2 separate regions of the Homo sapiens genome follow, and region 2 is linked to region 1. A link is a loop called in an ENCODE intact Hi-C map of the cell type or tissue named here. Cell type or tissue: Caco-2. All regions are shown on one strand. Links, peaks and the distances in the headings refer to the core of each region. The heading gives the core; the rest is flanking DNA.

Region 1 (10,731 bases), core at 1,779-9,778:
ACTGTGAGACTTGTCAAAGGGCTAACCAGCACACATCTCAAGGTCTCCTTTAGGTCAGACCCTGATATTTACACTGTCTTCCTGATGTTTGGATTTTTTTTTTTTTTTTTTGAGACAGAGTTTCACATTTGCTGCCCAGGATGGAGTGCAATGGTGCAATCCTGGCTCACTGCAACCTCCACCTTCCAGGTTCAAGCAATTCTCTTGCCTCAGCCTCCTGAGTAGCTGGGATTACTGGCATGCGCCACCACGCCCAGTTAATTTTGTATTTTTAGTAGAGACGGGGTTTCTCCATGTTGGTCAGGCTGGTTTCGAATTCCCAACCTCAGGTGATCTGCCCGCCTCGGCCTCCCAAAGTGCTGGAATTACAGGTGTGAGCCACCACACCCAGCCAATGTTTGGATTCTTTACCTTGGATAACAAGAGCCATTTCTGGTCCCAGATATACTTAACACTGAGAAATGATTCCTCTTTAGTAAACAACAAACAAACAAGAAAAAACCTGAATATTATACTATTATGAAAGCTCTCAGATTTCTCAGAAACATTTAACATTTATTCAACAAAATTTTATTTTACATGTTAAATGATGTTAGTAGAGAAAAAATAGGTAAGTACATTTTTTAGACTCATTTTACCTCCAAACTATTATTCTTATTATTATTTTTTGAGATGGAGTCTCCCTCTGTTGCCCAGGCTGGAGTGCACTGGCACGATCTCGGCTCACTGCAAGCTCTGGCTCCTGGGTTCACGCCATTTTCCTGCCTCATCCTCCCGAGTAGCTGGGACTACAGGCACCCGCCACCACGGCCGGCTAATTTTTTTTTGTAATTTTTTTTTAGTAGAGGTGGGGTTTCACCGTGTTAGCGAGGATGGTCTTGATCTCCTGACCTCGTGATCCGCCTGCCTCGGCCTCCCAAAGTGTTGGGATTACAGGGGTGAGCCACTGCGCAGGCCCAAACTATTATTTTATTAAGCTTATTTACTTTGACTTCTCTTTCATCATTAGCATAAACAGTTGGCTAAGGTGTGTGTGTTTTAAGTCACAAGATGAAACAAGCAGAGGACAACAGAGCCAAAGGAAGACGTGGGTACTTGGTGGTAAACAGGCTCACTCACTAGCTTCATCACTTGCTAAGCTAAATACCAACCTACAAATTCGTAGTAATAACAGAGTCCTCACTGACTTTTGCAATCACATTCAAATAGTCAAGCCTCTAATATTAAATCCACATATTCAGTGTGCCCACTATATGAGGGTCCCCCAAAGAAAGCTTAACTGTATTGTAATTGCTATTCAGAGTCTTTTGAAGGGTAAGTGATGGAGAGTGAGAACTGAGGGGGCGGAAGCTCTAGAAGGTTTCTCATGGCAAAAATCCTGTCATGCCCAAACAAGAGAAAGCTCCCCAGTAAGAGTGGCATATTGAAATCTAATCAAAAGCCTAAACTATTTTTGTCTTTGATTTCATCAAATCATTCTAAGAATAACAGCCCTTGGTACCTTTTAAAAATGCTTCTTTTCGGGAAGAAAGTTTTAGTTAAGATATACTTCTGTGTGTCTGAGATCAATTTAAAAGAAATGGACCCTTTAGTTATAGGGCTCAATGATATAGGTAAATGAATCTGTTCTAGTGAATAACATAAAATCTGTTTTAAACTTTTTAGTGTATGTGTGCTAAGGCTGATAAGTCTCAGATAAATGTCAGCTACACTTGTTCCTTTTTATTATTTATTTATTGAGATGGAGTCTCTGTTGCCTAGGCTGGAGTGCAGTGGCACAATCTCAGCTCACTGCAACCTCTGCTTCCTGAGTTCAAGCGATTCTCCTGCCTCAGCCTCCAGAGTAGCTGGGATTACAGGCGTGCGCCACCACGCCTGGCTATTTTTTTTTGTATTTTTAGTAGAGATGGGGTTTCACCATGTTGGCCAGGCTGGTCTCAAACTCCTGGCCTCAAGTGATCCACCCGCCTTAGCCTCCCAAAGTGCTGGGGTTACAGGTGTGACCCACTGTGCTTGGCCCCACTTGTTCCTTTTTAATATCATGGTATAGTGAAAAGAATATGGACCTTGGAATCAGAGAAACCTGAGTTCAAAGCCTGTCCCTACCACTTATCTTCTCTTAGGCTGTTTTTGAATCTGTGAAATAAAAATACTATTCTACCCGCCAGGATGGTTGTAAGTAGAAGAAATTATGTCTGTAGAGTGCCTAGAGGAGTGCCTATGATAGAGCAGGCATTCAATAAATGGTAGCTCCTCCTCCTGCTGCTGCTGCTGCTGCTGTTGAGACAGCATGGTTACAGATCTCAAACATCTACAAGATGCTTTTCTCTTCACCAAAACACCTGTCACCAGGAGAATGTAAATGCCCACACAGAAAACCCCAATCAAAATATTTTTATCACACATATATTTAACATTCAAGTGCAGAACTTTTAGGGCTGAGAACTTCCAACACAACAATTATGGCTTCACATACCTGAGTGTTCTTTTAAAAAAATATATTCACATTTAAAAGGTCAAGTTGTAAAGCCATTTGATTAAAATAGTAATAAAAAAGTAAACATTAACTCACAATTTCTCCTTTGGTCTTTACTATTCCAACTGGTATCAACTCCAGAATAAGTTGCACCTTAAGACATTTTAGGATTATCTTGATTAAAATCTTTAAGTTCTTAATTTTAAGTAGGAAAAAACTAATCTCTGAAAGCCAACTTTAATACTTTTAGCATGATCTAGATCTTAACAGTTGCATGTTATCCTCTGCTACTCCTAAAACATTAACACATTGAAACATGATCACTCAGAGTAAATGAAGTTCTCTTTTTATATTAATCTTGGAGCCACTGATAAAATGCAAATGATTAACGTCAGAAAGAAAGAATTACTCATCACTAGACCAAATTTCCAAAAGCTTCATAAGTTACAGAAAGCGTTCACAAAGGTTTCAGAACTATCTGCTAGAGGCTTTGCAAATTGAATTAAAAACAAAACAAAAAACCCCAAAACAAAAAGCTGAAAATCTGTAGAGCTAATCATTATTTCAAACTCAGGCTTTCCTCTTGGATATATAACTATCTTTGATGGTACTGCTATAAAAACTAAGATCTTCTCTTCAAATCTGATATGCAGAGAATCTGTTCTAACCCAAACTAAATAAAGATGTTGGTGCCAATCAACTCCTACTATCTATACTATGGTAACCTGCTATTTTATTCCTTTTTGCTTTTGCATTTCAAAAATGAGCTCACTAAATCAGTACCTGATTGTCTCCTGAGAACTGTGAATGCCAACCTACCTGGCACACCTAGGAAAAACTGGCTCAAAGGTATGCTATATTGCTTCTATTGCTAAAAATATACACGAACAAATTAAAAAAATCTTAGGTACCCAAGCATTTTGGACTTCTGTTTGCTTGTCTGGACTATCTGCAATATCCATTTCGATTTTTGCTATTTCTAGCCATGAAGCCATCACAGGAGGTTAGCCTCAGGGCCCTGAGAGGAAATTTGGCTTCCACCTCTGGGACACACGTTTCAGTGCTTATGTCTGACTGACCCTGCCAATCACCCCTCCCAGAAGCCACAAGCCTGGCTTACAATAACAGAGTATATCAAAGAGGACAGGAAAGAAAACAAGACAGCAGCAGGGTCAGCAGAGGATAAGAATACGGTGAAGACACCCCGTGGAAACTGGGAAATGGAGAGCCATACACCAATGGTAGCAAATGTGTCGCTCAGAAAAAGCAAGGCCATAAAGACATAAGACCTGCCAAAGCCAGCTCTGCACTACCATAAATCACTGTCAGAAATAGCTATGAGGGCAGATTATCTCATTATGATGGAATTGGTCAAGCAGAAATACTCTTGTGCCTGGGTGTGGTGGCTCACAACTGTAATCCCAGCACTTTGGGAGGCTGAGGCGGGTGGATCACGAGGTCAGGAGTTCGAGACCAGCCTGGCCAACGTGGTGAAACCCCATCTCTACTAAAAATACAAAAATTAGCCAGGTGTGGTGGCAGGCGCCTGTAATCCCAGCTACTCAGGAGGTTGAGGCAGGAAAATCGCTTGAAACTGGAAGGCGGAGGTTGCAGTGAGCCAAGATCATGCCACTGCGCTCCAGCCTGAGCAACAAGAGCGAAACTCCATCTCAAAAAAAAAAAACCCGAAAAACTGCCAGGTGTGGTGGCGGGTGCCTGTAATCCCAGCTACTCAGGAGGCTGAGGTAGGAAAATCGCTTGAACCCAGGAGGTGGAGTTTGCAGTGAGCCAAGATTGTGCCTCTGTACTCCAGCCTGGGCGACAAAAGTGAAACTCTGTCTCACAAAACAAAAACAAAAACAAAACTCTTGTTCATACAAAGTTATAACCCGTATATTTAAACCAACTCAGGGTGGTGATCATAACTGTATCTTCTCCAACATAAAAATCACCCCTGTAAAGCAATTCTCTTTACCATCATCATCCAATTCAGGAATATGGGTGATCCATTAGAGTCAAGCTTCCTGCCTCCATATAAAAATATGGCTAATCTATTTTGCATTATGATCATAAAGTCAGCCAATTTAAAAGGAATAGAGAGTAATACAAAAAGCAGTTAAGAGCTGGGGGTCTACGGTCAGTCCAGATTTCAATCGTGACTCTGCTGCTTATGGGCTGAGCAGTCTTGGGAAAGTTACTTCGTTTCTCTGAGTCTCTATTTTCTTCCAGAATTATTTTGAGTATTCAGTGTCCCACGTACTGTATCCAGAGCTGGTTCCTGCCAGTGGATTCAGGGTCTTGCTGACTTCAAGAATGAAGCTGCGGACCTTCGAGGTGAGTGTTACAGCTCTTAAAGGTGGCAAGGACCCAAACAGTGAGCAGCCACAAGATTTATTGTGAAGAGCAAAAGAACCAGCTTCCACAGCCTGCTAGGGGGCCTCAGTGGGTTGCCGCTGCTGGCGGGGATGGCCAGCTTTTATTCCTTTATTTGTCCCCACCCATGTTCCGTTTCTGTCCTATCAGAATGCCCTTTTTTCAATCCTCCTTGCGATTGGCTACTTTTAGGATCCTGATTGGTGCATTTTACAGAGCACTGATTGGGGCATTTTACAGAGCACTGATTGGTGTGCTTTACAGAGCGCTGATTGGTGCATTTTACAATCCTTTGCTAGCTACAGAGTGCTGATTGGTACATGTTACAATCCCCTTGCTAGCTGCAGAGTGCTGATTGGTGTGTTTTACAATCCTCTTGTAAGACAGAAAAGTTCTCCAAGTCCCCACTCTACCCAGAAGTCCAGCTGGCTTCACCTCTCAGTATGGTAACCTTTCAATACATGTTAACTTATTATTATTTGACAGCTATGTAAAAAAGATAACTTTTTAATGGCTTCCTCTTGCTTTACCAAAGGAAGTCCACTCTCAGGCCTGGCATCCTAAGTCCGCTATGCAGAGGCTATTCTACTTTTTCAGTCTTCTCTTTTATTACCTCCCTTCACATCCAGGATCCAACTTTCCTGCCTCCAATTTTTCCTTTGTGTTGTTCCTGCTGCATAAAACCACTTTTAGAGCCACATTTAAAGATTCAATCCTACTTTCCCACAAAGTCAGCTCAAATCATACCTTCTCCAAAAAGCCTTTTTTTTTTTTACCTTCTCCATCATCCCTCCACTTACAACATTTTGAAACCTATTTACAATTGACTACTTTATACCATCTTTTTATAGCCATTTGTATATAAGTAGAGTACTAACACAGGGCTTTGTCCATAGTAACACTTAATAAAGGTTACAGTGGCCGGATGCGGTGGCTCACGCCTGTAATCCCAGCACTTTGGGAGGCCGAGGCGGGTGGATCACGAGGTCAGGAGATCGAGACCACCCTGGCTAACACAGTGAAACCCCGTCTCTACTAAAAATACAAAAAAATTAGCCAGGCATGGTGGCGGGTGCCTATAGTCCCAGCTATTCAGGAGGCTGAGGCAGGACAATTGGTTGAACCTGGGAGGCAGAGGTTGCAGTGAGCTGAGATCACACCGCTGCACTCCAGCCTGGGTGACAGAGCGAGACTCCATCTCAAAACAAAAAATGTTGTTAAAGTAACGAATAAATAAAAATTATTATCTCCAACATAAGATCTAAGAAGAAGAGCAACTTGCCCCTGTCCTCCCACTTTCCTACAGAACACCACGAAAATGCCACTGCCTCATGAACTCTGACAGGAGTGGGGACAGATGTTGCCAGGATTCTGACGTATGATAGCTGGCACTTTTCTGTTTGCACCCAAGGAGTTAAACTGAGTCCTGCGGAGATAAAAATCTCTGGTTTTATTGTGCAGTAAGGCTGCCTGACAAACGAAGATCCAGCTGCAATTGTAACATTCCAAGCTCACAAGGCACCAAGTTTTACTAACTATAATTTAACTGGTCCGACTGCTGCAGTCCAAATTCTTGTTTGGATAATCAGCCTTTGTTTGAGTATGTTCAAAAACAGCACAGGCTAGCATTCGCCTCTGGGTATGTCATGTGAGCTGATTACCCTGTGGCTCCCAGTAGCAGAAACTCCTAGACAAGAGGAGGATTATTTTCCTAGTATTACTGTTAAGCTAACATATAATCAGTCCTTTTCCCCCAGTCTCCACATCTCTTTTGCAGCCTCCCTAACCATTTTTTTCCCTTGTCTTTCTTTCTCCTTCTTCTCCTTTTTTTTTTTTTTAAACAATTCAAAAGTCTTCTTTCCAAGTTCAAACAAAGTTTAAAGGTGAAAAGGTCAAAAGCTTCATGGCTGGCGCTGTTTAGAAAGAGGTAGCACTAACGGGGGTCTCCAGCTCAGCATCCACTAAAGGCTCAGGAATCTCATATTTCACTGTACTTCTGTACTACGTAGTCACCTCACAATCTGTTTGGAATGAAATTAAGCCCTTGTTAATAAATTTGAACATAAGAGAATAATAACTCTACCTGCTAAACAAGCACATTCATGCATAAGCAACTCGAGTGGCTCAATCATCTGTCAAATATCGAAATTCTCAAAACTGTACATTTTCATTGAAGGTTACTTGTTTGAGATCTTCCCAGGCTGCCTGTCTGCAAGTCTTAGACTATAACTAGCCAAGAAGGATTCTGGAAACTACACTTATCCGGTCCTTCAGCCTTCACCTGGCCACTCTTTTCAAAGAGACCAAATGAGTTGACACATTTAAAGTGCTTAGGACAGGCGGGGGGCAGACAGCCAGGCGTGGTGGTTCACGCCTATAATCCCAGCACTTTGGAAGACCGAAGTGGGCGGATCATCTTAGGTCAGGAGTTTGAGACCAGCCCGGCCAATGTGGTGAAACCCTGTCTCTACTAAAATACAAAACTTAGCCAGGAGTGGTGGCGTGCGCCTATAGTCCCAGCTACTCGGGAGGCTGAGGAAGGAGAATTGCTTGAACCCAGGAGGTGGAAGTTGCAGTGAGCCGAGATCATGCCACTGCACTCCTCCCTGGGTGACAGAGCGAGACTCCGTCTCAATAAATAAATAAATAAGTAAATAAATAAAGTGCTTAGGACAAAGCCTAGTGCTTTGTGAGGAAATGTGAAGTTGAGAGAAAATGCGAAGCAGTACTATGATTTTTTTTTTTTTTTTTTTTTCTGGAAAAAGCCTGAGCCAGAGGGTATAGTTCTAACAGTCAGTGGGAAGACTGCTGGCTGGAAAAGGCCCTGGCGCAGGACAGGCAGGAATGACTAGCTATAGGTCCATGGGTTGGTGAAATGCTGCACAGTGGGAAATGAAGTGAGCTCTAAGCTGGTCTGGAACTGTAGGTGTTAATCTGCTTCTAGCAGCTCCTGAATTGCTAGAGGGAAGCCCACCAAAGGAGAAGGAAACTCCTCTCCCTGGGAGGGAGGTCTATTGATTTTGCAATTAACAACAGCAAAGAAACACATTCTGAAACTTTTCCTAGAAGGCTCAGAATTTAATCCTATACAACAGTTTAGTATTGAATCTGCAAGGTCTTGGCTGAGATGACAGGTGGAAAACAGAGTACTTCAGACCTGGCTCCAGTCAGAGAGAGGGACAGGAGTAATCAGGAGTAATCACTCTAGGCCAAAATTGCAACCTGCTCAGCAATGGTGTAGGAATGTAGGATTTGAGGAAGGAGAGGAAGGAAGAAGAGAGAGCTGTATCCTAGTACTCAGTGGGAAGCTTAGAAAGTGAGCACTAATGGTTGCAGATTTATCATTTACTTCCCCATTCTGCATTCTTGCTCCATGCATTCTGGGACAGAGGAAGGGGGTTTCTATTGTGAATTTCTGTAACTTCTAATAGTGCTATGTTTAGACCAGTACTAATCTTTAATATCAATGAATGGCACCCTCTACTAGCTTAAATCATTCTGCAATTTAGAACCACTTTTTTTGCTCCATGATGTGGGTACTAAGTGAAAAAAAAAAAAACCAAACCTGATATTAGTAATACTCAATTCACATTAATTAGAATAATGGATGGAATGCCACAGCTGGAAGACCTCTTAAAGAAAGCTCAACTAGACAGGAAAGAGCCTCAGGGGCCAGAACTGAAGCCAGAGAGAGATTCTCCCTGTGCCCTCCATTAACCAAAGCATCTCCTCTTGTATCTGTTTTATAGATTGGGGTCCTGCATAAAATTTTATTAGAAAAAGAGTTCTGTGCTTAGGAAGGTGAATTGAGAAGGGAGGTTTGACGAAGAGCTAGCCTAATCCATGCTTTCATTTTTAAGTAAAAGAAACATGAGACAGGAAGATTGTGACTTATCCAAGGTCCCTCAGTGAATCAGAGACAGGGTTAAGGCAAAAATACCTCTCCAGTCTTCAAGTTCGGTATATGCTTCATCTCCAAATCAAGTCTACTGGCTCCACCTTTCAGGGAAGCCCTTCATTTACTGTGTTTTGATCACAAGACAGCAACTTAAAAAGAAGCATTTCTTAGAAATATTTAGCACAATAACTCAAATTAACAATCATTTTTAGATCTGGACGATGAACCAATACAAGCTTAGTTGATTGGCATCTTTAGTTGTAGAATCACTTCTGCAAAAGCCATTAGCCACAGAGTGTTCTGGGCAGCTCAGATTTTACTACAAACCTGTAAAAGCCTGGGGTCCAAACTCTTCCCTGGGGCTCAAAGGTGTGAAGCTTCCTAAATGAAACTTGGGCATTCAGAACCTTCCCAATCAGCTCTAATCTTTATCACCTCCTTTCCATTATCCCTCAAAGAGTGTTGCTAGATAATATGGAGAGGAGTTTTTTAAAAAAGAAGTATTTTTAGCCCCTTTTTAAGTGGTAACAAAGTTTATCACCCTCCTACTCAAATTAGTCACACAGGTTAGTCCCAAGAGAGCGCAGTCTAGCTACAGATCACTGCAAAGGAATGACTTCATGGAGGCCCAAAACAAACACTTCGGCACATGGTTCCATCTGGAAATATAGTCAAATAGAAGCAAATTCCATGAAATTCCCAACTGATGCCGGCAACATAATTTTGCATCTTACAATACTAGCTCAAGGCTAATGCAGTAGCCTGCTAAATAGATAAGCAACTCTAAAAAGAAAATAGTTAACATAAAGAAAATAATTGAAATAGACAAAGAAAGTTGTTTTAATGGTGATAATAATTATTTCTAATACACACAGTCAGAAGGGTTGAAGAGGCCGACGAAGAGCAATGAGAAGAGAGATCAATCAAGACTACAATAGGATTTGCAAAGAATTTTCTACCATTGTGATTTTTTTTCCTCTTAAGAAAGAGAACACCGGTCCTGGATCCTCAGGATGAAACCCAGAGATGGGTTTTTGAAGATTTTCTTTACTCAAAAGAGGGTTCTCAAAGCAGGACTAGAACATGGACCATGAAGAAGGTTATATTCCAAGGGTCTGCCGAACTGCCATGAATACAACACATATTCCTACCTGGGACTCTGTTTCTCTGTATACAAAAGAAAAACAACCTCCCACCCTGCCAGATAATGATTTTGAGGAAAATTACTCCCCACCCCCCACCTTTTTTTTGGCCAAAATAAAACATTACAATCAGTATCTGTCATTACATGCAACACACGTCTATCCAGAATTAATTGCTTCTAAATTATCTGGGAAACAAAGCACACTACACAGATTAACATATAACCACTGACTTTGTGGAATGCTTTTAAACTCTCCTGATTTCTTTTTCTCTTTCTTTTTTTTTTTTTTTTTTTTTCGGAGTCTTTCACTGTCACCCAGGCTGGAGTGCAGTGGTGTGATCTCGGCTCACTGCAAGCTCTGCCTTCCGGGTTCACGCCATTCTCCTGCCTCAGTCTCCCGAGTAGCTGGGATTACAGGTGCCCACCATCACGCCTAGCTAATTTTTGTATTTTTAGTACAGACGGGGTTTCACCGTATTGGCCAGGCTGGTCTTGAACTCCTGACCTTGTGATCCACCCCCCTCGGCCTCCCAAAGTGCTGGGATTACAGGCATGAGCCACTGTGTCAGGCCTCTTTTCCTTCTTTCTTTGTTTCCTTCTTTCTCTTTCTTTTTTTTTTTTTTTTTTGAGACAGGGTCTCTTCCAGGCTTGAGTGCAGTGGTGCAATCATGGCTCACTGTAGCTTCGATCTCTCAGGCTCAAATGATCCTCCCACTTCAGCCCCCTGAGTAGCTGGGACTACAGGTGTGTGTCACCACACCTGGCTAATGGTAAAATTATTTTGTAGAGACGGTGTCTTGCTATGTTGCCCAGGCTGATCTCAAATTCCTGGGCTCAAGC
Region 2 (10,731 bases), core at 1,302-9,301, 150 kb before region 1:
ATCACGCGGCCGAGAACCAAGGCCGCATCCCGGATGGACTTCGGGTGACTTTCCCGGAGTTCTGGGGAATCCCCTAACCCGGGGAGCTGCAGACGACTCACTGGCCCCGGGCCGCGGTTCCGCGGGTGGCCGCTGTACGCTTGAGACACCTGGTCCGCAGAAGTCAGGTGCACGTCTGTGCACCGTCGTGCGTTGGATGTGCATGGAGGCGAGATCGTGGTTATGGATGTCTGGGATCACGGGAGCGTGAACGGGGCGATCGACTGAGTGACTTGAGAGACGGGGTAGAGCGCAGGAAGGACCCCTAGGACGGGCCCACCTGCGACGGGCGGCGGTGGGGGAGTGGGGGGCTTGCCGGCGCGTTCACAGGCTCTGGGTTCGCGTTCGGAAACGCTTTCGCAGGGAGCGGGTCGGGATTCCCCGGAGCAGCACGGTGACGGCGTGCCACAATCCGGGCTCCAGCTGTGCCGCCTCCGCCCTCCCCATCCCTGCTAAGGGGCACCTGGCCTGGCTGTCAACTTCCCCTCGAACCATGGGTTTGCCTTGTGGACCCGCAGCTTCCCCTCTGCCTGCTTCTGCTCTGTCGCGCCTTCGGAAGGGCATGCTGCTCTCTCCCCTCCACTCCCTCCTTTACACATGAGGACCCTGAATCCCAGAGGTGCAGTCATGTACCCAAGGCCACGTACCTGCTGGTGGCAGAGCTGGGATGGGACCCTGGGACCTTAAAGAGAGCAAGTCCAAACCCACTCCTAAGAAGCCGGTGCTGCTGAGCTGCCTACCCCTGCTCCTACAGCAAGGTGATCCTGAGATGCCAGGGCTGCCACCCTCCCCTGGGCTCTTGCTCTGAATTCGAGACATACAGGATGCACTGTCCCTTTGCCTCTAGAGCCTCCAGTTCTAGGTCTGCAGTGGGAGGGCTGCCTTCCAGCTACACAGGGGCAAGGGAGCAGCTGCAAATTCAGTCTCTCAGCCCAGGCAGGAAGCCTGATGGAGTCAGGATGGGGATCAGTGGGGTCAGCATTCTGGATGGGATAGGGGCACAGGACAGGGAGGTCAGTTCGGATTTGGGTCCCTCTAAGGGAACTGGCCAGGGTGTGAAGCAGCCAGGTGCAGACAGGGATAGGCTCACTAGGCGTGTGACTTTGTGACCTTGGGCAAGGCCCTGCCCTTCTCTGGGGCTCAGGCTTGCTTGTCATCTGCAAAAAAAATGAGGCTCGAACAGAACTCTCAGGTACTTTCTAGTTTCATGAGTCCCTGAATTGTGAAAATAAAAAATTACCACTGAGAAACCATATACACTTCCAGACTGGTGGCTGCCTAGCCTGGCCTCTGCTCCTTGACAGAGGGGCTGGCCCTGGTGTTTGAGCTTGTGTGCTTGAATTGGCCTCAGGCCCACCGTGCCTTTTCTCATCTCAGACAGTACTCTTGCTCCTTCAGTTGCCACGCTGGCTCCCACCGGCCTCTTTCCAGATCATGAAGGTATTTTTCCTTCATCAAATTGAGAGGAAGTCCGTAGTAAAGCTGCCCGTTGACCAGGTAGTGCCGAGAGAATCGGTAGGTCACATGGATTCCTAAAGGTCCCCTGATCAGCCACAGTTTGATTCATGTTCTGATGCCCTCCCAGATGATGCCACCATTAGGTCTGCTGGGGCTGGGGGTGAGTCCCAGATTGCCCTGGATGTTATCTGTAGAGGATAGGAAGCGGCTGCTCTGGGGCCAGTGGCCAGTAAGGTCCCCAACCCTGGGGCCCAGCTCTCCCTTCCAGCTGATTACAGGCTATGGCAGGCTCCATAACCTCCCCAATTAGCCGGAGGCCAGGCCCAAGGCCTTTCTGATAACCTGAGCTCCAGTGGCAGCCGCTGTGGGGCCAGCTTATCTGGTCTCTCTTATCCTCACCCTTCCCCCACATACTCAAAGAGTTGCCCTGACTTCAAGCAGATGAATAACCAGATTGTCCTGCAAGCTCAGCCGGCAAGTCCAGCCCTACACCCACCACTTTCCCTGCCTGGGGGAGGCCACAGCTGTTTTGCCCCTGCTGGAGGGGAAGGGCCGGGCCAGGGAGGACTCCTGACTCTGTAAGCTGCCAGCCAGTTCCCTGAATGGTTGAGAGAGCCCCTGGCAGCAAGGTCTCTGCCACATCCACGTGTCCTGGGGTGGTTTCAGAGGGGCTCATGCTTCCTAGGGCAGCTGAACCCATCCCCAGGAAGACAGGCCATGGGCAGCATGCACAGGTAGCCTGGTAGCACTCTCCTCCTTGTCCCTTTTTGATTGAAACATGGCTGTAGCTGGGGGTAGGGGCAGTGCCAGGCCCATCAATAATTCAGCAAGATGGGGAAAAGCTGCAGCTCCTCCAGCACCCCCTGCTGCTGGGGCCAGGCTAGTGTTCGCAAGCATGCCTCAGTCTGGCATGTGACTTCTCGCCCTGCAGGTGCCCTGGCAGGAGGGACTGGCTTATGCCACCCTGTGCAGGATCGTCTTCTCAGCTTACAGAGCCTAGTGTGATTCAACAACCCTCCATCTCTGCCCCCAACATGCCCAACTGATCTGGTGGAGGGAACTGAAGATGAAGGCCTCTCAGGCACCATGGATGGGATGGGTGTGTGTGAAGGGGGCAGGGTCCCCAGGAGCTGCCCCAGGTCTGGCTGGACAGTTGCACGGGAAGTCCTGTTTGTGAACTCAACGTTTCCACGGCTTTTCCATTAAACTTTACCCCAAATCACACCTGGCTCTGTGGGTTTCCTTCCATTCTCCAAGGCCTCCCTGGGGTCTCTGGGAAGTGTGGGCCAGGGAAGGGGGCAAAGGACTAGCATTCGTCTCCTTCCTGCTCAATGCACCATTTTTTCTCCCTGTTCCTGTCTCTGTTGCCACTTACTTTAGGTCCGGAAGTGGTGGTGGTGGGGCGGGGGGACAAAATCAGGAACGTGTCATCTGAGGGTTCCGGCCAGGTTTCATGAGATACCCACCTTCACCTGACCACCCTTCCATCTTCTGAGTTAAAAAGAGGCAATTACAACAAGGTGCCCCCCAGATGAGGCTTTGCCAGACTCTCCCCTTGACAGCAACCCACCAGCACATGGCAAGCCCTGATCCCCAGGGAGGAGGGTCCAACCCTGTGGCACCCCAAGAACTCATTGCCTCTGGTAACAGGCAAGATGCTTAGAGAATGGGCTTCTTAAATCAGGCCCCATCCAAATTCCAGGACAAAAGTTCTTCCCATTCCAATCCTCCACTGACTCCTTCTGCCCCCAAGTTGCACATGAAAGGGGGTGTTGGGATCCTGGGCACTCAGGCCATAGGACTCTGCTCAGCATTTGGAGAGGACCCTTACCCCAGCAACTCAGGGATGGACACCAACTGCAGCGTGATTTATTGGACAAGACGTGCACTTTTCAACAGGGCCTCAGTAACCACGGTTTCCTTCACTGATCAGTACAGGACCAGGGTAAAGGGGCTTAAAGATAAGAAAGACAAACTCTTCCCATGAACAGATGGGGAAAGAAAGGAGGAAGAAGAGGCATGTCCTCCCTTCCTCCTTCCCTAGTACTCTGGGCCTCCGTTCACCCCGTGCTGGAGTGGGGCTGACCAAGGGAAGCTGGGGGCAGTGTGTGTCACAGCCAGACATGAGCTGAGGCTGTGACTGTCCACTCAGGGTCAAAATGGCCAGGTGGACGATCAACTCTGTCCCCACTCAGGCCCCCAGATCTGGTCACTGTTCCAGGCTCCCCCCACCCGCCCCACCGTGGGTATGGTTAAAAAATACAAAAGCGGATCCAATGCAGGATGTCATATGCAAACATACACAGGGACCGAGCTTCTACAGTCTCTCCTGGCCACAGCCTCCACCGACAGGTGTGGCAGAGGGCAAGTGCGCTGAGGTGCTTGGAGAAGGGTCTCTTCTCCATCCAGGTAGGATGGGCGGCTGCTGTCACTAAGCTTGGGGAAGGTGGTTGATGAAGGAAGAGCAGAGACTGAAGGGTAGGACCAGAGCGGGGCTTCTCCCCTCCTCCAGCAGGGGAGGGGGCTGGCCAGTCAGAAGCAGGTTGCTGGTACCTACGGGAAGCCAGTCGGGAAGAGGCTGAGGGGCTGGCTCTCATTGGTGGGCAGCGGAGATCGGTAGCCATCAAAGTTTCTTGGTATGCTGCCGCTGGTGGAGCCTGAGCTGTTACTCAGAGTCTCGATGCTTCCCTCTCGCTGAAGTTCTGCAAGACACAGGAGAGGGCCAGGCCTGGTTAGAGTTGGGTCTGGGGAGTGGGGGCACCATCTGGGCCAGGCTGCCTGCCTTGAGGCACCATTCTGGGTTCACTTGTGTCCTTCCGCAGGGGGATCCCCGCCTGCTCCCTGGATGGGCAGGGGGCAGCTCAGGTCACAGGAAGGCTCAGCCAGGGGAGGGAAAGCCCCCTGGCTGGCAGACTCTGGTGTGAGAGCACCGTCTCCCTGCTGCGGGAAGCCCTTTAGGCCCGAAGCACGGCCACCCTGACGATGTGTGTGGACTACACAGCTCTTCATGAGCCCGTACCCACGCCTGCACACACTCATGCTCAGCCAGCATGCCCCCAACTCCACAGTGCCTTCTGTCCCGGCTCTACAGGGGAGGCAGGCGGGGAGAAGCTAGGACACGGGAGGGCTTGCAGCATCCCTGCCTGATCTGTCCCCACCTCTCTCCTGCCCTGCCTGTGCCTAGAGCTTCTGCCTGGCTTTGCCACTCACTCATTCACTCATGCTCACCCACACAGTCCATCTGCTGGCCAGGTCTTGGCTCATCTTTGGCACCTCCTGCCAAGTGTCCTGTTTCCCTGGGAGGGGATGCCTGGTTTGAGAGGGGCCTGCTCCAATGAAGAGAGGGTCCCTGTCTGCCTGAAGTGCCTCCTTTCTCCTTTCCTCTTAGGCCCCAAGTCTCCTGGAGGCCCCTCAGCATCAACCTGAAGGGCAGGCAGGGAGTCCCGCCCTCCTCCTCCTCTGCCTCCCTGGCCCTGCACATCCATGTTGCCACCTCAGATATGGCAGCTTGATCCATCTAATTCAGCTGTGGGCCGCTCAATTGTCCTACCATCTCTTGACCCAAGTCAGGTCCTGGGGTAGGTGGGTTGGGAATGGAATTCCCTGCTTGCTGAGTGCAAGGAAGAACCAATTACTTCTTGGCTTTTTGAAGGTGGTCAGTTCCGATTCCCTTTCAGTCTCCCCCGGGGGCTCTGACATATGGGCACACACACACCGGGCAGTCTCTGGAGCCTGCCCCAAGCCAAGATATGTAGACCTGCAACCTTTCCTTCTCCAAGGGATGCCTGCCTGTGACTGAAGGAGTCTGGCCTGTCCACCCAGGAGTGCAGGACCTCAAAGCAGTCACTTGAAACAGCAAGATGTGCAAAAACGTTGCACTCGTCTGGTCTGGCTTGAGACCTTGGTCTTCATCCTGCAACCGCTCCCAGGCCCCCTGCCACCACACGCGCAGTACAGCCGGCTCTGGTTAGGGAATGAAGGGGTCATGGCCTTCACTCCTGGGCTGGCCAACACCAGCCAGCCAGCAACGAACCACTGACCCCGACTCCCTGCAGGCCTGCAGCAGCCACAGAGTGGAGTGGGGAGGAGGCGGGCACCTGGGCCTGGGGAGGGGAGGGGCCCTTGGGATCCATCAGCCGAGTCTGTCGCCGGGGTCTCGGTGGGACAGTTCACTGGGACACCAGGGCTTCTTGGCAAATTGGGGAAAGTAGGGGGATGGGACTGTGGACAGGGACCGAGGGCCTGACTATGGTCCCTGACCTCCAGGGGACATTGGCTGCCTGGGAAAGTCAAGAGCTATCTGGATATGGATAGAAAACAAGGCAGATAGGATCTTTTTCTCCTGCTCCTCCTTCAGTATCACCCTAATCTGGGGGGACAGGCCATCGTGCCATGAGATGGAGAGGGTGGTAAAGCCAAGAGTAGACCCTGGGGATTTTACATGGAAGCTCCAGACTCCAAGAGACCCCTCTGTTGCCTTATTTCCCCAAAAGCAAGCCGAGGAGTTGTGGGCGATCTGTCCCACCGCCCTCATGCGCGGCCGGCCCGGCACTAGGGGGCGCTGACAGCAGGGCCAGGCGGGCGGGAGAAGAGCACCGGCAGGCGCAAGAAAAGCAGGGGCTTCCTTAGGATCGGGCCGCCAGGCCTAAGGAAGAAAGCCCCCGAGGAAGGAGCAGGCAGGGCCACCAGGATGGGGAAGGCTGGCCCCTTTTTACAGCTCAGGGGCAGCTTTAACGGCCTTGATGCAAAATGCCTCCACATCCACACTGCCAAGGAAGCCAGGAAACGGGAGCCCGGGCCCAGGCATGGCACCCCCACCGTCCCTTGGCATAGGCCCCCAGCAAATACCCCAGCAGCCTCGGTGGTCCCACCAATGAGTCTTCGTGGATGCACCCCAGCCCATCACACCACAGTGCAGGGAAAGCCACCCAGGGGCTTACAAGATGAATGTCCTGTTCTTGGGGGCCAGGGACAACCTGAGCGCCTTGCTCGCATTTTCCCTTTGCCAGTTAGACCCGGGTAAGAAGGATGGGGGCAGCGTTCTCCCTCGCCCCCGCATCCCAGGGTAAGGTAACCAAGGCTCTGCTGAACTTCTCCCTCCTCTGCCTCTGCCCTGGCTAAGCCTGCCCTGTGCGCCTCAGTCTCCTGACTCCAGGTCACCCACCCTGTGCCAAAGCCAGAGTGGGCTATGTACAGCACAGCCCTCATCTTGCTTTTCCTCTGCGTAAAAGCCTTCAGCCACTCCTAACAGTTCCCAGGGCAAGGTCTGAACTCCCCAGCACTGTGAAATGGCCCTCCATGACCTGCCGCCAACCCCTCACTAGTGATACCCGTTATTATGTCTGAGACACAAAAGTGATGAAGCTGTGTGGTGTTTGGACCCATCCAGGTGGTTCTAGGCCTCTGGGCCTGTGTTCATGTAACTTGCTCTACAAAGCCCCAGAACACCTACTCATCTTCCAAAGCTTAGCACGAGTGTCCACTCCTCTGTGAGCCCGTCCTGTCCCCCGAGCAGAGCCTGCCAGACCCTACCCTGCGCTGTGCTGACTCCTAGCCCAGGCCCCCTCATCGTCCCATGTGTCTCATCTAGGGGAGACCCCCTCGGGGGGGTTCTGTGCCTTAACTCTGTATCCCTAGTGGCCTGGAAAATCATGGGTGCCCTAAACATTTCTAGCATGAATGAATGAATGAATGAATGAATGAATGAATGAATGAATGATGTGGTAAGGGGAGGTGGGGGCCCATTCTTCAACACAGACTAACTGAAAGAATCGGGGGCCTGCTGGCCCCGGGGCAGCTTTGTGGGCGCTTTTCTCCACGCCTCCTCTCAGACCCCTTCTGCTCCTCCCCCTGCAGGCAGGGGTGTGTGTGGGAAGTGGAGGGGAGGAGGGCTGCTCAGATTCCCCCCTCCAAGTCATCCCGGCCGCCCAGCCCTACGAGCAAGCGGCAAATGGAAACGTGTGGCCTTACCTTCCTCCATCCCGAACGCATGCTTTGTTACTGTTGGGTTGCTCACGGACGCTGGGCTGTTGGCATTGTTTTTTTTTTCCTTTTTTTTTCCCTTTTGAAAAGAAAAGCATTGAGGAATCTTTTTGGAAAAGATATGGACAACGATTGAGAAGTACACTGATCTCTGCAAGCAGGTGGAGAGGTGTCAGGAGGCGCAGGGGCACACCGTGAGGAGGGGGAGTTTGCAGTCAAGGAGGACAGTGACATGCATGTGTAGGGGCTGGGGACCAATCTGTCTTGGGGGTCCCAGAGATGGATCTGCTGTGACAGAGGGGGCCAAGACCCCGTTCAGAGTGGGGGAGGGGGAGAGGAGTCACAGGTTCAACATGAAGAACAGTTTTAGGAAGTGGGAGGGCTGGGGACCTACGGCCCATGCAGTGCCAGATGGGACCCCATGCAGGTGGGTTGCTGGAGGAGGACAGGGAAACAGACTGCAGTTTTCAGGGATGCCCTTGGACCTTCTGACTCAGTGGCCCAACTCCTGGCTGCTGCCCTCCTCCCCCACTCCCAAGACCTCCAGGTCTGAGCAGCTGTCCTGCGGTTGAGGTGGACCTGTTGGGGAAGTCCATCAGGAACCTGCCAGGGCCCGAAAGAGAGTGCTGGGGGCTCTGTGGCAGGAAATGAGGGAAGTGTCCCCAGCCACCTCCCCCCTTAGAGGTGTGGAGATTCTGGTCAGTGGGAGAAGCTTTAAAAGAGCTTGTTCTCCAGGCCCCAAAGTAGGGCAGGAGAGGAGGAGTGGCTTCCAGGCAAGTGGCTAGACCCAGTCACCTCATTGTGACCTTGCACTCTCCAGGGATGTGGTCCCCTGGGTGGTGGGAGCTATATACCCACATTGCAGAGAGCAAAACCAAGGAAGACGAAGCAACCACTAGCTCTGGTTCTTCACCTCCCACCCCCATCCCCCAAGAAAGAACGGGTGCTGGTGCGGGCCACAGGGTGCTGGCAGCTCCGGCATCACTAAGACCGGCCCCCATGCCCATGCTGGAGAGCCATTCCCTGTTGGCTCATATTGGAAATGGGCCTGTTACCCGCAGCTGCCCCTCTATGCCTTGGGCCAGGATGGACAGCCCCCAGGGGTAGGGGGATGATGAATGAGTAGCAACTGAAGGAAAGGTGCCTCCGCTCTCATGAAACAAGTGAAGGATGAGACAGCCGGATCCTTGGCACTACTGTTCTCAGGGTGAAAAAAAAGCAAGCTGGATCCTCATGCTGCCCCACTCCATATGGAGCCCATCCAAACTCAGAGGTGTCAGAGGGGGCAGAAAGAGGGGACTGGCCTTTTTAGAGAGAAGCAACCCTGGTCACTTGGGAGCGTGTGCCCAGGGAGATGGGGTGGGGTGGGGTCACTCTTTGTCTGTGAGGAGGCAAGGGCATGGCTGCCCACACCTTGTCCTACTCCTGAGCTGGGCCGTGCAGCATGGGCCCATGCACCTCCACCCACAGTGCAGTGTTGTGGCCCCTTTGCCAGGCTGTGAGTTGACGGGCAGCAGACTCCCCGGGAGGGGTGAAATGCGGAGGGCACAGGGCCTGTGTGAGACGCAGGGAAAGCTGGAGAGGCCAAACCAGGGGCCCCAGCAGTAGGTCGGAGGTGAAGTCGGGCCAGGTGCAGTGGCTCACACCTGTAATCCCACACTTTGGGAAGCCAAGGCAAGGGGATCACTTGAAGCCAAGAGTTCAAGACCATCTTGGGCAATACAGCAAAACCGTGTCCAAAAATTAAAAGATTAGCCAGGTGTGGTAGCACGTGCCTGTAATCCCAGCTACTCAGGAGGCTGAGGCAGGAAGATCCCTTGAGCCCAGGTGTTCCAGGCTGCAGTGGGCTATGATTGTGCCACTACACTCCAGCCTGGCATCTCAAAAAAAAAAAAAAAAACAAAAAACAAAAACAAAAAAAAACAGTAAGGAAATCCTGCTTTGGGCTTGGTGTTCTCTGGGTCTCTTCCAACCTGGACGTCTGGCCAATCAAAGGCCCTGCGAAAAGCTCCTCTGGCTTCGGAAGTGGGGGCATTGAGCCCTAGTCTCAGGGACCTGAGAGGGGCCAGGGAGGACAGTGCTCTGTTTGTGTTTAGGAAGAGGCTGCCTGGGGCCCCTGGTTCACCCTTTGGGCAGCTCTGGCACTTCCGTCACCACAAAAGGAGCAGCGTCCACGGCTCTGTACATGAGCATTGATGCTGCCCACTGAAGGGATTGGCAGAGCACTGTGACTGGGCCCTGGCTGCATTTCTCCACCCACGCTGACTGGTGGGAGTAGGATGAGACCTTAGGGTCCAGTCTGACCCTGCACCCACAGCTCTGCCTGCTTCCAGCAGTGAGCAGGAGGATGAGGATGTTTCCCCTGGCCAGTCCAGCCCCCAGCCTCAAGAGAACCCGAGAAGGCAGAGGGGCAGTGTCTGCCCATGTTGGTGGAGGCGTTTAGGGAAGTGGTTAAGAGCACACCCCCTGGCCACCTGCTACCTGGGAGACTTTGGGAAAGTTACTCGAATCTTTGTGCCTCAGGTTCCCGAACATGAGGTTAACGATGTCTGTGTCATGGCCTGGTTCTAAGAATGAAATTAAATAATGCATGTAGAGTGCATCACAAAGTGCTTAACGCTTCCAGTCAGCAAATGTGAGTTACTATTATTGCTGCAATCGGATTAGTCATTGTGATGATCCACAGGACTACAGGGTCCCTCTCCAGCCTCCCTCCCCAGCAGGTGTCTCTGCCATCCAGGCCCTCACCAGCTTGGCTTCCACCGGAGCTTGGGAAGGATTCTTTCTTTTTAATCAAGAAATGGCCCAGGGAGGAAGATGGCAGATGTGTGTTTACAGCTTTTCATTTCCCTCCTCGCCTCTTTGCAAATACCCTCTTCCAAAATGGAAAATAAATTTCCAACCCTGTTGACATGCATCGATTTTTCCCTCCTGCATCCACCTCTCAGCTCTCCCACATCAGCAGGGACTGTGGTTAAGACCCTTGCTGGGGCTGGGTTCCGGGGTGGCCCAGGGGAGCGGATGGCTTCGCGGCACACAGCAGCCAGCCGAGCTGCCCGCGCTTGCCCAGTGCCTGGCTTTGAGAAGGTTTGCAACCAACAGCTTCAGTACCTTCTGCCTGGGGGTTCCTGAATGGGCAGTGAGGTACGTAGTAGGGGAGGTCCTCTCATTAGGAGGTCGGGCATTTTCTGCATTTTCCCTTGATGGGACATGTGAAGAGGAGACCAGCGGGTCACGTGACTGCTCTAAGTT

What was found. Hi-C counts contacts between places; a loop is a spot of excess contacts. Peaks named below come from ENCODE experiments on the same cell type or tissue, not always from the same donor. Only the 100,000 strongest peaks of a DNase experiment are listed, where the experiment ranks them.
Region 2: a loop joins it to region 1, with 2.6 times the contacts of the local background. A loop is called at or near these places in 2 of 110 quality-filtered maps.

What each region holds. Positions count from the first base shown.
Region 1 is chr17:61,231,657-61,242,387 of GRCh38, reverse strand. The region is part of intron 22 of BCAS3 (BCAS3 microtubule associated cell migration factor); the gene reads right to left. Among named protein-coding and RNA genes, the nearest start is that of BCAS3-AS1, 100 kb to the right of the region's middle. In Caco-2, for the core only: no CTCF peak of the experiment used is centred there; DNase peaks (open chromatin) are centred at 6,447, 7,237 and 9,378.
Region 2 is chr17:61,385,445-61,396,175 of GRCh38, reverse strand. BCAS3 (BCAS3 microtubule associated cell migration factor) reads right to left here. Exons shown (of 24, transcript NM_017679.5): 24 at 3,345-4,199. The coding sequence ends at 4,051. It overlaps TBX2-AS1 (TBX2 antisense RNA 1), which reads left to right. Exons shown (of 2, transcript NR_125751.1): 2 at 2,429-2,720. Among named protein-coding and RNA genes, the nearest start is that of TBX2-AS1, 8.8 kb to the left of the region's middle. In Caco-2, for the core only: CTCF peaks have their summits at 2,369 (motif pointing left), 5,861 and 6,060 (motif pointing right); a DNase peak (open chromatin) is centred at 1,845.